Linked DNA regions of Homo sapiens: region 1 is linked to region 2. A link is a contact called in ENCODE Hi-C or POLR2A ChIA-PET data. All regions are on one chromosome and are shown on one strand. Each heading gives the region's core, a stretch centred on a gene start or an enhancer-like site at or near the end of the contact. The rest is flanking DNA. Distances are from core to core; before and after follow the strand shown. Region 1 overlaps DAPK1 (death associated protein kinase 1). Region 2 has its middle 160 kb from the start of DAPK1.

The links. Hi-C counts contacts between places; a loop is a spot of excess contacts on that map. ChIA-PET counts read pairs that join two places held with the same protein, here RNA polymerase II (POLR2A). Pooled maps may share reads with other maps.
Region 1: a pooled map shows a loop between it and region 2 (6-fold over the local background). The contact joins two enhancer-like sites. A Hi-C loop is called at or near these places in 2 of 168 maps with a recorded cell type or tissue (K562 and PC-9), 1 of 37 single-sample maps with no recorded cell type and 5 of 50 pooled maps. POLR2A ChIA-PET finds 5 or more read pairs at or near these places in 2 of 52 experiments (Caco-2 and MCF 10A).

What each region holds. Positions count from the first base shown.
Region 1 is chr9:87,532,623-87,537,962 of GRCh38, reverse strand. All of the region lies in intron 2 of DAPK1 (death associated protein kinase 1), which reads right to left. Among named protein-coding and RNA genes, the nearest start is that of DAPK1-IT1, 18 kb to the left of the region's middle. Within about 2 kb of position 2,007, at least 2 of the 41 ENCODE cell types and tissues checked have a DNase peak (open chromatin) inside an H3K27ac peak, as active enhancers do.
Region 2 is chr9:87,334,825-87,340,064 of GRCh38, reverse strand. No RefSeq gene overlaps it. Among named protein-coding and RNA genes, the nearest start is that of DAPK1, 160 kb to the left of the region's middle. RefSeq lists a silencer at 3,428-3,597. Within about 2 kb of position 2,509, at least 5 of the 41 ENCODE cell types and tissues checked have a DNase peak (open chromatin) inside an H3K27ac peak, as active enhancers do.

The sequences.
Region 1 (5,340 bases), core at 758-3,257, 200 kb before region 2:
AAGGGATTTTGGATAAAAAGCTGGCAGCCACTACTTTTGTAAATGAGAGCACATTGTGACTCCTCTCAAACCCCCGCTTGCCTCGGGCCCTGCTATCTGATGTTTATAGCTTTAGGGGCTTGATTTTATGAGGATACTCCTTCCTGCCCAGAACCAATCTGGTCCTTACCAAGATTTTCTTCTAACTTCACAGCTGCACACTTCACACCATCTGCTGCTTCCAGAAATCCTTCTCCATTAAGAACAGATGATAGGAAATGCATCCTCGCTGGCATTCTCGAATGCTCCTGCAGACACACTAACGCGCACACACAGATCATATCATATATGCCACATACATATATCTACTTACCATGTATGCCGCACACACTACACATCTACACACATGCCAGATACTCCAGACATGCACACCATATTCCACATACACACACATACACCATGTATGTCACATACTACACACATGCACATCTCATCCAAACTACACATACAAAATACACAAGTATACATACACATACCACATTCACAACACACCACACACAAAACCCCACACCATACCCAGAAACATCTCCCCATACACCCAGCCCATCAAGCAGAGCTGGCTGACTGCGTACACACTATGTGATGGGGGATACTGATGCACTACAGAGGGCCTCCAAAACACATGAAAACCTCATAGGGGCTGGATGCGGTGGCTCACGCCTGTAATCCCAGCACTTTGGGAGGCCAAGGCAGGAGGATAACGAGGGCAGGAGTTCGAGACAAGCCTGGCCAACATAGTGAAACCCTGGCTCTACTAAAAATACAAAAAATTAGCCAGGCGTGGTGGCAGGCGCCTGTAATCCCAGCTACTTGGGAGGCTGAGGAAGGAGAATCGCTTGAACCCAGGAGGCAGAGCTGCAGTGAGCCAAGATTGGGCCATCGCACTCCAGACTGGGTGACTGTGTGAGACTCCATCTCAAGAAAAAAAAAAAAAAGAAAACTTCATGTCTCCAATATCAACTTTTTCAAGGTAAAATTTAATCTAAAACAACTATTACTGCTCTGATGGTAGAACTAACACCACTACTCCACTAGAAAAATATAAAATAATCAGGTTAATTAAAGTTCTTCCCCATTGTTGAATTTTGAATAAATTTATTGTTACTGTGCCTATTCAAGACAATAAAGAATTTAAATAAGAATAAAATATTCTCAAAGAGAATATAATTTGCCCTAAAGGCAAATAACATAGGAAAAGTAGCTATAAATACGCAAAAGAAACAAGATAATCCTAGTAAAATTTGAGTCTGACATGGGTAGGGGTGGTGGGGTAAATCAGCTCCCTGATTTATTTATTTATGCAATAACAAATAAAGCACTTAAATCAGTATTTTAAGTGCTTTAATTTTTATTGTGTTATTTATTGGTTAAGTTAAAATTATTATTCCCCATAAGATTTTTACAATTCCCACATGACTTGCAGATTTTTTTTTTTAACTAATTGTCAAAATCTTAGGCTCTTGGCTTTCAAAATCAGTACAGACAGATAAGAGCTTTAAGTATTTCGCATTTCCCCAGAGGAAAAAGTCAGCATCATAAACCACATGGGTCACATGCTCACGCACATGGTGTCTTAAAAACACCTTCACTTGCAGATAGGCACCAAGACTTACACCTTCTACCCTCGCCCATCCTGAGAACATGTTTGGGAGCTCTCTGCGCTTTGTGGGTCCAAGAACAAACCAGAAAACCCAGACATCTCACACTAGTACCTCTGCTACATGTCCTTAACCCAGAGGCTGTAGCTTTAGGGAAGGGGCTGCTTTGAGGACACCAAACTGCTCCTGAGCTCCTAGAGCTCGCAAGGGCTGTTTTGAGCAATATACTAACTTAGAAAACAAGAAAGAACATAAATGAATCAGCTGGCAAGCCCCATTTCACTTGGGAGGCGGAAGAGGCTGGGGACAGGTATAAATGACCCTCTTTGAAAAATCAAGTATCATTTTGTTTCTCACTACCAAGGTAACAGTCTGCTGTGGAAATTTCAGAAAACCGATGAGCAAATGGAAAATAAAAAGCACCCAGATGTAATCCTCTGCCCAAAGATAAGAACCTTGGGCCTTCCGGTTTACATCTGTGTCACCTTTTTTTCCCCTCTTACATACAAACATATTAAGTTGCCTTAACTCTGTGTCTTGGGGGAAGGATATTACTATACCGTTGCCTACTTTATTTAAAATAATATATATTTATCTAATGATTTTGCAAAGAATTTATTTAGAAAGTTTATGAATCACCATAATCTAAGAGATCTTGAATTATGTTCCTATGATAAAGAGAAATAAAATACTGGTGGGCTATATATTTAGGTTAAGTAGGGCAGAGACTAAACTTTCTTGGAGAAAAAAAAATCACATTTATAGACAGTATTACATTAAAGGAACATTATATATTTGATATCAAAGGAGACCTTCACACATGAGAACCCCAAATTAGGATCCCATACAGACCAAGTTTCAAATGTTCAGCTGTTTTTTAATCACACTCAAAGCTTAGCAGGGCTTATAATTTTTATGTAATTCAATATCAAAAGACAGACTAGTTTCCCATAAAATACTAGAATTAAACACTAAAATAAATCTAAAAAACACTAGTGTGATAGAGCATGCTCATAAGCATCTCTGTGCTGATTTTCTGCTTGATGATGCCTGGAGAACAGTAATCCCCCCATCCTTAAAGAGAACGAAAGGGGGGCTAATGGAAATGCAGTTCTCAAGCCAGAGGTGACACCAGAAACAGGGGCCATTAAAATAGACAGAGCTTGGCAGGATTTGCCTGGGGCTAGAAACACACAGAAAACAGAAAAATGGATGGTCTCTGTGTCATCTGTGTATCCATTTCCACCACGGGCTTCAAGAAACTAAGAACTGATGGTGAGGATTTCTCCTTTAATCTTCTGAATAATGCCTTCCAGAAAGTGCTCTTCCTATTGATAAACACATTTGCACACATCAAATCAATTACAGAAAATAAATCAAGAATCGGACGGGGTGGCTCATCCCTGTAATCCCAGCACTTTAGGAGGCCGAGGCAGGCAGATCACCTGAGGTCAGGAGTTCGAGACCAGCCTGGCCAACATGGCAAAACCCCATCTCTACTAAAAATACAAAAGTTAGCCAGGCGTGGTGGCACGTGCCTATAATCACAGCTACTTGGGAGGCTGAGGCAGGAGAATTGCTTGAACCTGGGAGGCGGAGGTTGCAGTGAGCCCAGATCGCGCCACTACACTCCAGTCTGGGTGACAGAGCGAGACTCCGTATCAAAAAAAAAAAAGAAAAGAAATCAAGAAAGGACACCTCACACTTTAAAAATAAGGGTATCTAACAGGAAAGCATTTAAACCATTCACTCTACCTGTCCCAACAGTGCTTACCTAACAAGAACACTGCAGATGCATAAAATGATTTTTGCTGATCCTCAGGTTGGAAATGGAATCCCAACTAAGGCATCCTACTAATAACTCAAAATAAACTCAATGGAAAGTAAACATCTATGAAGTATCTGCCTGGGAATCAGCATTGTATGTAGGGCCTTCGAAGATCCAATGAAATGTCCAGTGTGGTACCCCTGCCCTTGAGAGCAATGATTGGGAGAGGCAGAAATTGTCAATTTCAAAACTGTCAAGCCAAACCAATTGGAACAGCATGGCAGCGTTAAAAAAAAAAACAAAAAAAAAAACTGTCAAAATGAGCCAACTGCATTTTGGCCATATGTGTGGCATATCGCACATTGCACATATATTGAAAAGTATGCCTAATGTTTACCATGCATTTTTTCCTAAGAATTCATGGCAGCTTGCAAAATTAAAAAAAAAAAAATCGCAAGAAATTGGAATAATAATTCCCACAGGATCACAGTCTAAGAAAAGTGTTTTTAAAATTGCAAAGCATTATGCAAATGTATAACTAAATGGGCCTAAAGGACAGGAACCTGAGAACTGCTGTTAGAAAATGAGTGGACTCGGCCAGGTGCAGTGGCTCACACCTGTAATCCTAGCACTCTGGGAGGCCATGGTGGGCGGATCACCTGAGGTCAGGGGTTTGAGACCAGCCTGGCCAACATGGCGAAACCCCGTCTCAACTCAAAATACAAAAATTAGCCGGGCATGGAGGCATATGCCTGTAATCCCAGATATTCGGAAGGCTGAGGCAGGAGAATCGCTTAAGCCAGAGAGGCGGAGGTTGCAGTGAGCCCAGATCACGCCACTGCACTCCAGCCTGGGTGACAGAGTGAGACTCCATCTCAAAAAGGGCAGGGCAGAGCAGGAAAAGAAAAGGAGTGCACACATGGACCAATTAGAAATTGTTCCTATCATAAAAAATTTCTTTGACTGTCAAAAGGTTCCTCACTGGTCCTTCAGGTAGCAGGTTGCCTACGTCTTTCAAAGCTCCAGGAGCCTTCTCTGCTCATCTCTGCTCCCCAGTGGTGGCTAGCACCCCACAGGAGCAGGTGCCTTCCAGCCTGAGTTGGCCTGAGGTCTTGGACCTGTGCACCTGGCTGATGCTGCCTGTGAACACATGAACACTCCTTCTCCTGCCCCTGGATGCGGTCTGAGAGAACATAAATGTGTTGCAAAAGTTAAAGGTGTCAAAGACTTCAGCATCTTTACTTTCACAATACTGGTCTGGTGCCTAAGCACTGGTAAATGTAGTTCTCCCAACAGTTTCTCAAAGCCTGCATTACTTTATGGACAATTTCATTCTTTTATTTTTACATATAGATATGCATACATATCCACACACACGCATGTGTATATATATTTTATGTGCATGTACACAAAATTTACAATGTGTGTGTGTGCATACACAGGCACACATATTTTTTTAAGCCAGGCCTTAATTACATTATATCATTCTGCTTGTTCCCATCTGCTTTTAACTCCCACCTTTTATTCCATTCAGGAAATGAAAATATTCCACACCCTTCAGACTAAGCCTAATTAACAGTGGAAATAAAAGTAACCTATTGTTGAAATGTACTAACATCTGTAACTTATTCTGAAATACATAAAAACTGAGATGGACAGATGATTGTACAGAGAGGCGATAAAGGAAATGTGGCAAAATGTTAGTAATTACAGACTCTGGGTGGAGGGCAAATTGGCGTTCCCTGTACAGTTCTACCAACTTCTCTGTATATTTAAAAATTTTCGTAATAAAATGTTGGAAGAAAAGAGGGAGAGGTGAGAAGAGGAGACATGAGGTTTTTTCTTCTCTCAAAGCATCAGCTGGCTCTATTATGAATGCCTGGCTCCTTGTATTCAACAGTTTACACATTTCTTTCATTGTCTAGCATTTTCAGT
Region 2 (5,240 bases), core at 1,260-3,759:
ATTCTCCTGCCTCAGCCTCCCGAGGAGCTTGGACTACAGGCTTGAGCCACCATGCCCGGCTAATTTTTGTATTTTTAGTGGAGGTTTCACCATGTTGGCCAGGGTAGTCTCGCTCTCTTGGCCTCCTGATCTGGCTGCCTTGGCCTTCCAAAGTGCTGGGATTACAGGCGTGAGCCACTGAGCCCAGCCAGATCAGGGTCTGCTTTTTCATAAAGGCAATGCGGGTAGTGGGTGGAGGTGTGAGGGTCCTATATGGGCCATAAAGAAAGAGAACTGGGAGTCTGGGTGCAGTAATGGGGAAGATCTTACAGTGAGTAGATTTTGCTCTAAAATAAAGGAAACACTGGCTAAATTCTTTTCCTTGCAAGAGTTAGAATAGAACATGGTATGCAGGAACTGCTTCTGTTTTCTTGTAAAATAGTGCCAGCAAACTATTCAGGTCATTTGCTCGACAGTTTTTCTCTTAAAAAATTTAAAATGTTGGGGCCGGGCATGGTGGCTCATGCCTGTAATCCCAGCACTTTGGGAGACCCAGGTGGGTGGATCACAAGGTCAGCAGTTTGAGACCAGCCTGACCAACATGGTGAAACCTGGTCTCTACTAAAAATACAAAAAAATTAGCTGGGCGTGGTGGCGGGTGCCTGTAATCCCAGTGACTTTGGAGGCTGAGGCAGGAGACTTGCTTGAAACCGGAAGGCGGAGGTTGCAGTGAGTGGAGATTGCGCCACTGCTCTCTAGCCTGGGCAAAACTCCGTCTCAAAAAAAAAAAAAAAAAAACAACTTAAAATGTTGTTATTGTTAGTCAAAAAATTTCTTTTTTCTCTTAAATTTTGTTTATTTCTAGGGCTGCCATAACAAAGTGCAATATTCTAAGATTTTGTTTGTTAATTAACTTTCCAGTTCACAACTCACATTTCTTAACATTTCAAATGTAAAGTTAGCCTAGAACAGTTGTACATTCAGTACTATCAGAATTTACAAGCTTAATTCAACGACATCTAGTTTCAAATAGCTGCAGTACGTATTTTCTCTTTTCAATTATGCATTCACTCTCTATTCTGATTATTTCAAGTTATGCAAATCAAGCTAGAGAAGAGATTTAATTTAATCAACTGTGGGTTTGCCTACACGGATTTGAATATTAGCTGTCGTCTATATGTAAATGACAAGAGTGAAGAGAACCTGTTGCTAAGCACTGTGACCAATTCCTGATGCAGTCCTTGAAGGTTAACCTTGTCAGACTGTTAGGGAAACAAGAGCATAGGAGAGTCAGAGTCACGTCATTTGAAGTTCAGCTCCATCTTGACACTAATAAGGCACATTCCTTGCTGGTCACAACCCACAGCCCTAAGATGTTTACAGTTCAGAAAACAGCTTGATGATACCTGCAAGGACACACTCCTATGACAATGGAATGTCCAGATGTCCCAATATCCATAACAATGCATGCTTCTAAGGTAATTACACGTATGATTTGATGTATTTACACACTATATGACTAGGAGAGTTTTCTTTGAGTCAGCAAAAAATAAGCAATTTTGCCATGCTGTCAGCCCACCTGCACAGAGACATAGCTTATCTTTTGCATAGAAAAGACCCCCATGTAAGAAAAACAAAACAAAGATGAAGCGTTCCTCCTCTTGCTTTCTGAGGATCCCTACTCTGTAACTGCGTATCTTTCAATCAACTCTCTCTTCTCACTGCACTCTGCGACCCGCCTTACATTGTTTCCTGCGTGAGATCCAAGAACCCTCTTGGGGTCTGGATTCAGGACTCCCTTTTCTGGCAACAAGACCTCAAAGCCAGACTCAAAAAGTCAGATTGGTTGCGGGAGATTGCTCGGTGTGCTCTGGAGGAGGACACCTCCCCCCAGGTCCGGTGACTGGGGGGATTCTAAAAACCAGATGCTTTTTTAGACATCTGCCTGTCGTTTATGGTTTATGAGATAGAAAGATTGAACAGGAATATGAGAGAGGAGTGAGAGATCGTTTCTGCCTACAAAGAATTCTCCATTCACTCAAATGAAGCTGCGTTCTTTGCATTCCAGACCGAGAAAGGAGGCTAAGGTATCCATCCCCCGAGGAAAAATAGGAGACTAGATACTTGGCGCTGTTAGCAATCTGGGAGGAGCGAGAAACCTTCAAATCACACAAAGGGTCAAGAACAGGGAAATCATCAGCCGAGTGAGTTCTCAGCAGAGGACCACATGAGAAAGGTGGCCACCCCTCTAGCCAATCATAAACAGAAGACTCACTCCTTAAAGTGCGAACATGGCTCTTTGGTGGGGAGAAGAGATAAGAGGTGGATTTTTACGGGGTTTATAAACACACCATCAGCTCATCTTGAAGACGCAAGAGAAGTTTTCAGGCACAGATGTTGTTTTGCTTTAGGAAGCTAGCGATGTGTTCTTCACAGGAAAGCTGACCAAATCCCAGAATTAATTATTCATTGTCTCCTTCCCCCCTCCCCCCCACACTAAACTGGGTCAGGGAGAGAGTTTCATATTTGTGTTGCTGTTACAGCGCCAGCTCAGAAGTAAAATGATTGGCTGAGACTTGGAGCTTAACAATTAACGTTAAATACAGGCAGCTGGCTGTGTTTTGCTTAAAAGCCACAATCAAGGAATCTGGCAATCTGGAATTTTGTGATGGCTGATGCCTGTTTGTTTTTTTTCCCCCCCCATTTGCACAATTGCGAGTCTTCTGGGAACTTTTCTTTTACTGACACTATGGTTTTGCATGTTTAAAAAATTGGCAGACATCCTCGGAGGTAACGCAAGGTGCCTCGGTGCCATACACAGCCAAGGTGTGCAGTTCCGCGGCCGCATGATTCATAGTTCTGCTCTGTTTGGTAAAAACAAACACTGAAGACGCGTTATCAGTTTATTAGTACAATGTTTAATTGTGCTCTTTTTTTTTCTGTTCTCACTCCGTTAATTGCTCATAAATGGGAAAACAAAAAGGATTGAGTCCTTTTAGCGGTCGGGCTGCTCTGGAGGTGAACTGTATTCTATTGCTTCTAGGGCCACCTTGTGGACAACAAGTGTATTTAGAAATTAGACTTACAGGATGGATTCATTGGGAAAGCGTAGTAGACTGGTAATATGACTTTGGAATTCTTGGTTATAAAATCTAAGTATAATGATAATGACTTAGTTTTTATTAGAAGAACATTCCAGAAAATGTCCTAATTTAGGAAAGGCTAGTAATTGTGGCGAGTATGGAAATCTACCCATCACCATAAAATATATAATGATAATCCAGATTTTATATTTTATAGTTTATTATCAATCATCTAAATTTCCTTACAATTCTTTCATGTGCTGGGGGTGGAGAAAAACCCAGGAGAGAGAGAGAGAGCCTGTTTCTCAACTATCTCAGTATTTCAGATTTCTTGCTGTTTTCCTCACCCCGCTAGATGGCATCTGGCTGCATGAAAGAAGTGACATAACCTTGGGGTGGTGGGAGGAGATACTGTGTCCCTGAGCACCAGTCCTTCATCTGCTAGTTGCAGATGGGCTGGGCCTTCTATGGGTCTCTGCATGGAGCTTGTTGTGTGCAGCTGGTCCCTTCTGGCTGCATGTCAGGTAGGGGTCATGAGTCCCCATGTTCCACAGACCCCATAGCTTTGTGATCTTTGGTCAGCACAGCTAATCTCAGAACCTTTGAGGACACGTTTGTGGATCTTCTGCAGACCATGCATAGGCTCTGGGGCACCAGTAACATTTTCTCAGGATGTCTACGTAGATATCTTATTCACCATTGCTAGTCCTGCCATGTTGGATGTGAGGGTATACCAAAGACCCACTTCCCAAAGACAGGCTTGGGAGTTTCCAAGTTTACCCTAAGGTCGCAGAAAGGGATAGATATCAAAGACATTGGCAACCAACCTCTTCACTCTGTTTTTCTCTCTTCCCTCCCATGTTCCATCTGGGCTAGAAGAGGAAGGTTCTTCTCCTTTCTGTATATCAGAAGTTTTCCTTTCATCACATCTTGCATTCTTTCTTTCTTTTTTTTTTTTGAGATGGAGTCTCGCTCTGTTGCCCAGGCTGGAGTGCAGTGGCACAGTCTTGGCTCACTGCAACCTCAGCCTCCTGGGTTCAAGTGATTCTTCTGCCTCACCCTCCTGAGAAGCTGAGATTACATGTGTGCGCCACCACGCCCAGCTAATTTTTATATTTTTAGTAGATACGGGGTTTCACCATATTGGCCAGGCTGGTCTTGAACTCCTGACCTCATGATCTGCCTGCCTTGGCCTCCCAAATTGCTGGGATTACAGGCATGAGCCACCATGCCCGGCACATCTTGCATTCTTTCTATCCTATGACTTACAGCAAAGCAGCAGAATCAGTATTGCCAAGCTTCACTTAGATTCTTCAGAATTGTCAAAACGATCCTATTTCTAGAGACACAAAAATACAATTTGTGTAGTCAAAGCAGAAAAATCAACTCCTTTTGTGCATTCCTGATGTAATTATTCTAAATCCTCTTAGAGGCAAATGGATGCTTCTGGCAGATTGAGTGAGTATATACTTGGAAATGCAAATAGAAAAACACACCAGTATTTCTCAATAACAAAGCTATTGGAAGATGATAGCATTAAAGATATTATCTTCATTTTATTATGTTATTTTTATTAGTCCCCAAAATGCAAATATTTCATAGTTTGGATAATAACTTGGAAAGCAAATAATGCAGCCTCTGTATTATTTCTCTCCTGCTGTTTCTTTCCTGACTTGACCAAACTAAGATTGGTTGATGTTTGGTTTTGCATTATAACCTCCTTAGAAGATAAAGGCAAGGAGACTGGGAGAAGCTGGTGCATTTTAATAGGAGCCTATTGTAAAGACATGAATTTATGCAGGACAGCCTTCTTGCCAATCCAGTACCTACACCAAAACAATATTAGCCCCTTCTAATCAAAAAGGAATTTTTATTTCTTTAGGTCAGTAGTTTTTTTCCTTTTTTTTTTTTTTTTTGCAACTTCCACCTCCAGGGTTCAAGCAATCTCCTGCCTCAACCTCCCAAGTAGCTGGGATTACAGGCATGTGCCACTATACCTGGCTAAATTTTGTATTTTAAGTAAAGATGGGGTTTCACCATGCGGGCCAGGCTGGTCTCGAACTCTTGACCTCAAGTGATCCACCCGCCTTGGCCTCCCAAAGTGCTGAGATTACAGGCGTGAGCCACCATGCCCGGCCTAGGCCAATAGTTCTTAACCCGAAGTGAATCATGTCATTT